Regions from separate parts of the Homo sapiens genome. Here region 1 is linked to region 2. A link is a loop called in an ENCODE intact Hi-C map of the cell type or tissue named here. Cell type or tissue: heart left ventricle. All regions are shown on one strand. Each heading gives the region's core, and the rest is flanking DNA. Links, peaks and the distances in the headings are about the cores only.

Region 1 (2,927 bases), core at 159-2,658, 120 kb after region 2:
TCTCTATAGATTAGTCTGTTCTAGATATTTCATGTTAATGGAATCATACAATATGTGGTCATTTGTGACTGGCTTTCACTTAGCCAGATTCATCCATGTTTCATTCCTTTTTATTGCCAAATATTCTGTTCTGGAATACGGTATTTTATTTATCCATGTCATTAGTTGATGGACATTCGAGTTGTTTCCACTTTTGGACATTTACAGAAAATGCTGCTATAAATATTCATGTGCAAGTTTTTGTGTAGACATTTATTTTCATTTCTCTCCGGTACATACCCAGGAGTGCAATTGCTGGATCATGTTGTACACCATGTTTAGTCTTTTAAGAAACTTCCAGACACTTAAAGGACTTTCTAGAATTTCTATTCAGTTTCATTGGTGAAAGCCACACTATGCAGTTTTGATTATTGCCTTTGTCTGAAAGGAGTGCTTACTTTTCAACTGTAACTTTTCTGAAATCTAAGTATTTCTGATAGAAATTTAGAGTTCAAATTGATACGCGCTGTAAGTGTAAAATAGACCCTGGATTTTGAAGACTTAATATGAAAGAATGCAAAATCTCTCATCAATAATTTTTTGTATTAACTACGAGTTGAAATGATACTATTTTGGATATATTGAGTTAAATAAAATATATGTTATTAAAATTTATTTCACTTATTTTTTTCCTGTTTTTATGTAGCTATTAGAAAACTTAAATTTACGTATGCGGTGTGTATATTTCATTTGGACCGCACTGCTCTAGAAGCAGTGCTAGTGTGCCTATTGAAGAAAGTAGCCCCAATTTGAAACCTGCTTCCCAGCTGTATGACTTTAAGCAAGTTAAAATCTCTCAGAGCAAGATTTAGTCTTTTCACCTATAAAACAGGAATAATAATTGTACCCACCTCAAAAGTTTGAGGGTTGAGTGAGATATATATATATATATAATGTTAAATCACTCCCTAAAATATAGTTAGTATTCATAAATGTTATTAATTATTATTGTCGTTATTGCTGTGATTACCATCAATTTGTCAAGTTGTTTTTTAATCTGGAAGAATTTTTTATTTATATTACATTAAATCTCTATTTAATTTAGAACTTTTTTTTTTTTTGATACTTAGTGTTTCCATCCAGGAACCCAGCATAACTTTAACCCAATTATTGTGTTTTCCTTTATTGCTTTAAGGAAAGTTATATTATTTTCTTTAAATAAATCCTTCTTCCCCTGAATTACATTAGTACACATCACTAGTTTTGTTACTTGAATCCTTTCTTGGCATTTTCTAGATATTTAGCATTCACTCATTAAGAATGCCTAACACCGAATGTACATTCAGCTAATCTGCTTTTAATGAATTGTTTGATCCTTTTTGTGGCTGTGTTTTGTGTTTTTATCCTGCATCTCCACTAAACTTATCTTCTGGCACTAAAAATTTTCTTTGTTCATCATTTTCTGTGTGAATGTCATCTGCTAAAAAACAAAAAAAAAATAATAAGGTGGTACTTTTCCATTCCTGTGCTCATTATTCCTCTTGTCATTTTTCCTTCCCTGATAACTATTATTAGCATTTATCCTACTACATTAAATAAAACACCAAATTGTTTGTTTGTTTGTTTTTGAGATAGTCTCGCTCTGTCACCCAGGCTGGAGAGCAGTGGCATGATCTCAGCTCACTGCAACCTCAGCCTCTTGAGTAGCTGGTACCACAGGTGTACACCACCAAGTCCTGCTATTTTTTTGTATTTTTAATAGAGACAGGGTATTGCCATGTTGCCCAGGCTGGTCTTGAGCTCTGGGACTCAAGTGATTAGCTAGCCTCAGCTTCCCTAAGTGCTGGGATTACAGGCATGAGGCACTGCACCTGTAATGTCAAATGTTGATTTTTGACTTTTAGTATAGAGTGTTATTTATTGCATTTAGAAAAACCTTTTTATAGCTCTAAATGTTTTTTACAAAATCAGGAATAGGCTGGGTGCGGTGGCTCCTGCCTGTAATCCCAGCACTTTGGGTGGCTGAGAGGCAGATCACTTGAGCTCAGAAGATTGAGACCAGCCTGGACAACATGGAGAAACCCCATCCCTACTAAAAATACAAAAAATTAACCGGGTGTGGTAGCACGAGCCTGTAGTCCCAGCTACTCAAGAGGCTGAGGCATGAGAACCGCTTGAACCAGTGAGCTGAGATCATGCCACTGCACTCTAGCCTGAGTGACAGAGTAAAACCCTCCCTCAAAATAAATAAATAAATAAATAAATAAATAAATAAATAAATAAAAGATTGAAAAAAAATCAGGAAGAGCTATGGGCTTTATTTAGTGTGAATTTTCAGTTTTCTGTTTCTTCCCTCTCATTAGGTCTCTCTGCTGCTCCAGCTCAGTATTACCTGCATGCTGGCCTAGAAGAAAGACTCCCTCTGCTTCTAGGTTGTGTGGGCTGGGTCATCTATTCATACAGATCCTAAATTTGCTCTAAGTCAGGGCCTGGGGGGGATCCTTGGTGGATAGTGTACACGAGACTTTGGACTTGTGCTTGTCACTTACATTTTGGCTCTGTGAGACAGTTTTTCATATTTCCGGATCCTTGTTGAAACTGGAGATCATTATAAATGAGAGGGAGATGATTTTCAGATAAGTGAGGGCCTATTGCATTAGGCAGGGTTCCTGAAAGTGTTTGGTAAATGGATGAGAATAAATGATAGACCTTAACCGCAGAGTCCCAAGACAGCTATTACTCCTTCACATTTCTGTTGTTCATAATGACAATAAACACCTCATCCCATCACTATTTGACCTTCCTCAGAAAGAACCACTGACTGTTAGAGGGAAAAATCATTTGCCACAGGTGAATGACAAATAACTTGTGACTCGCTTTGTGGTTTCTCTCTTTGAGAGATAGAAAATATTACTTTCCTGCTTTTAAGGAACATACATGTTTTAAAA
Region 2 (2,927 bases), core at 239-2,738:
ATTATCTATTATATACTGTATTCTTACAACACAGTAAGCTAGAGAAAATGTTAAGAAAATCACAGAGAGAAAAAGCATTGACAGTACTATACCGTATTTATTTAGATTCTAAGTTTAGGTTGTCTGTTTACAAGATTAGTCGTGTCTGAAATCAGAGCAACTACAGCTGCAGACCTCAATCTATAGTACATATCAAGAATTCAACTTTTTCCTTTAATGTCATGACTTTTCTCTGCTTCCTGGGAGCACTTCCAGCATCACTAGTGGCACTCTGTATAGATCCCATGGAGTTATTCAAAGTTTTGTGGTATGGTATTAAACACAAAAAATACATGAGACAGAGAGGGATCGCTTTTACTTTGATTTGCAATTTACTGGAGCGAGGAACTGCTCATGCAGAGATGAGTGTCACATGGCATTTTAAGTGGATACCTATAACACTTGAGCTCCCTGCAGTGGCAACAAGAGGTGGCTATGGACTTACTGTATTACACTATTACAAAAGATAATTTTATGCAGTTATGATTTAATACTGCATCTTTCTCTTGACCTCAAATTGTGCTATGTATGGTCTGTGTACATAAGTTTTGATAAATCTTAATTTTTTATAATAGATGTGTGCATTTTATGAGTAAGACTACAATCTACATATATTTTATGCATTCATGACATCCTTTATCTTAAATTTTTTCAATATTTCTAGACTACATATGTGTGCTTTTTTCAAATTGTTGCAAATCTCCGATTTTTCAACGCATTTTTTGAAAAAAATCTGCACGTAAGTGGACCTGTGCACTTCAAATCTGTGTTGTTCAAGGGTCAACTCTACTATTACTAATGTGACTGAGAAAAAGATGAAAAACTATTAGACACGCTTAAAGTAGATCTTTTTAGCCTTATAATGACTGTTGGACTAAAACCAGCTGTGTTTTATTTCTGAATGAAAGAAACAATTTAAGAACATATTTCATAACTCTGAAAATATTTCGTATGTTTAAAAGACAAAGTGCATAAATGATTTTGTAATGTTTTACATCTCAGTAACAAGTATATTCAACTTTTACATATGTGATTTCTATGTTTTGTGTACTTATGCTAAAGTAGGCAACTGACACCACATAGGCATATCTGTAATACTGAGCATACACAAGTAGCATGTAAGTAGCAACTGTTCACTGTCTCCTGGGTGATGTCCATAACACAGAGTAAGGAAAAGGTCTTGTGTTTTATCTCAAATTTATTATGACAAATTTCAAAAAATACGTTATTAAAGGTTGTTCTTGTGTAGTGGAATTTGGAACTGCAGTATACACAATAGCCAGCAGATGTCAGAATGGAATCTCTTAAGACTCAAGTATGAAAACACAATAAATAACAGGAGTTTCTGGAAGGACTGAGGCTTTCTTGCTCTTCTGTGCACAACACACTTCAGTCACACTGGTCTTTCTTCCTCAAATACATCTGCTTTAACACTTTTTCAAAGATGCCCCGCTCTATCTGGCCAATTCCTATTCACCCAAACCTTACTTTATGTGTCTCTTCCTAAGGGAGTCCTCCCTACTGCCTCCCAGGCTCAAAATCGAACCCATTATTTTCCCCTTGAAACTTGTTCCTTACTTCAGCGAATGGCACCGTCAACCCTGCACTTAAACCAGAAATCAGGGAGTCTTCTTTGATGCCTTTCTTTCCTCACTACACGTATCTAAATAAATGCTGAGCTGCTCATATACCCCTCTGACCTCTCCTTCAAATACAGTACCCATATTGCATCCAATATTGTTTTAAGTGGACAATTCTGAACTCCCCACCTTGATCAACATGATCTTTGCCTGACCCTCCCTTTACCTAGTCACCCTAGATAACCTGGACCTATCCCTTCAGGTTCCTTTAAATGTCATGTTTTCAGGTAAGTTCTCTCTGAGCCTCCAGCAAGGTTTTCAGGTCTTTGAGATATTTACTCACATGGCATCTTATGGCAGATTATAGACCTCAAAAAGGCAGTCCCCCTGCCCGTCCATATCCTCAACTCCTAGCACAGTGCCTGGCACATAGCAGGAACTCAGTAACGCTGATGAATGAATTTGTAATCTCAGGGCTTTGATCTATGATAAAATGAACATCTTTAAAGTAATAAAAGTGATTTGGTGACCATTTCACACTTAGCCAAATTTTACTCTTTACTTTAGAAGGTGTCCTGTAGGACAAATCCGGCCAGCCATCTTTTCTGTAAATAAAGTTTTATTGGGACACAGCCACACCCACTCATTTGCATATTGTCCCTGGCTGCTTTCATACTACCAACTGCAGTTGGCAGCTGAGAGATCGTAAGAGCCCACAAAGCCTAAAATATTTACCATTTGCCCCTAACAGAAAGCTTGCCAACCCCTGCTTTAGTGGCTTGACGACTGAGCTACATGCAGAATTTATGACATGATCAAGCTATAAAAGCAAAATAGAGTAAAAAGAATGGTGCCTGGATCTTGTAAGAGACAAGCTTAGCTCAAGCAAAGAGGGGGAAGAGAACAAGAAGTCCTGATTCCTGTACTTGTTCTTCATTCCAAATGTAGGCCCAAATTTTCCAGCCTGTGAACTGCTGAACATGTTAACTGTAATGCTAACTTACTCCACAGAAGAACTATAAAGAGCAATGATAAAGCAGTTTTTTTTTTTAATGTTGCACTGACAGCAGGAAGTACACTACCTTAACTTAGGAGCAGCATTCCTACTAAGCTGGTAACCTGTTTGTGGAGAATAAACATTTTTCACTATCCCCATTTCTTTCAACGTACCCCTTTCAAGAGTTTACCAAACTCAAATTTGCTATGGTTCTTTCTTATTTCATGTTACATATTCAAACAAACAAACTGTATATATCTCCCCAACTGTTTCTTAATGTACTATTTTAGAACTGCTTATTCCAAGTATTG

The links. Hi-C counts contacts between places; a loop is a spot of excess contacts. Peaks named below come from ENCODE experiments on the same cell type or tissue, not always from the same donor. Only the 100,000 strongest peaks of a DNase experiment are listed, where the experiment ranks them.
Region 1: a loop joins it to region 2, with 3 times the contacts of the local background. A loop is called at or near these places in 2 of 110 quality-filtered maps.

What each region holds. Positions count from the first base shown.
Region 1 is chr9:37,703,741-37,706,667 of GRCh38, forward strand. The region is part of intron 2 of FRMPD1 (FERM and PDZ domain containing 1); the gene reads left to right. Among named protein-coding and RNA genes, the nearest start is that of TRMT10B, 49 kb to the right of the region's middle. In heart left ventricle, for the core only: no CTCF peak of the experiment used is centred there; no DNase peak of the experiment used is centred there.
Region 2 is chr9:37,581,427-37,584,353 of GRCh38, forward strand. No RefSeq gene overlaps it. Among named protein-coding and RNA genes, the nearest start is that of FBXO10, 6.5 kb to the left of the region's middle. In heart left ventricle, for the core only: a CTCF peak has its summit at 1,316 (motif pointing right); no DNase peak of the experiment used is centred there.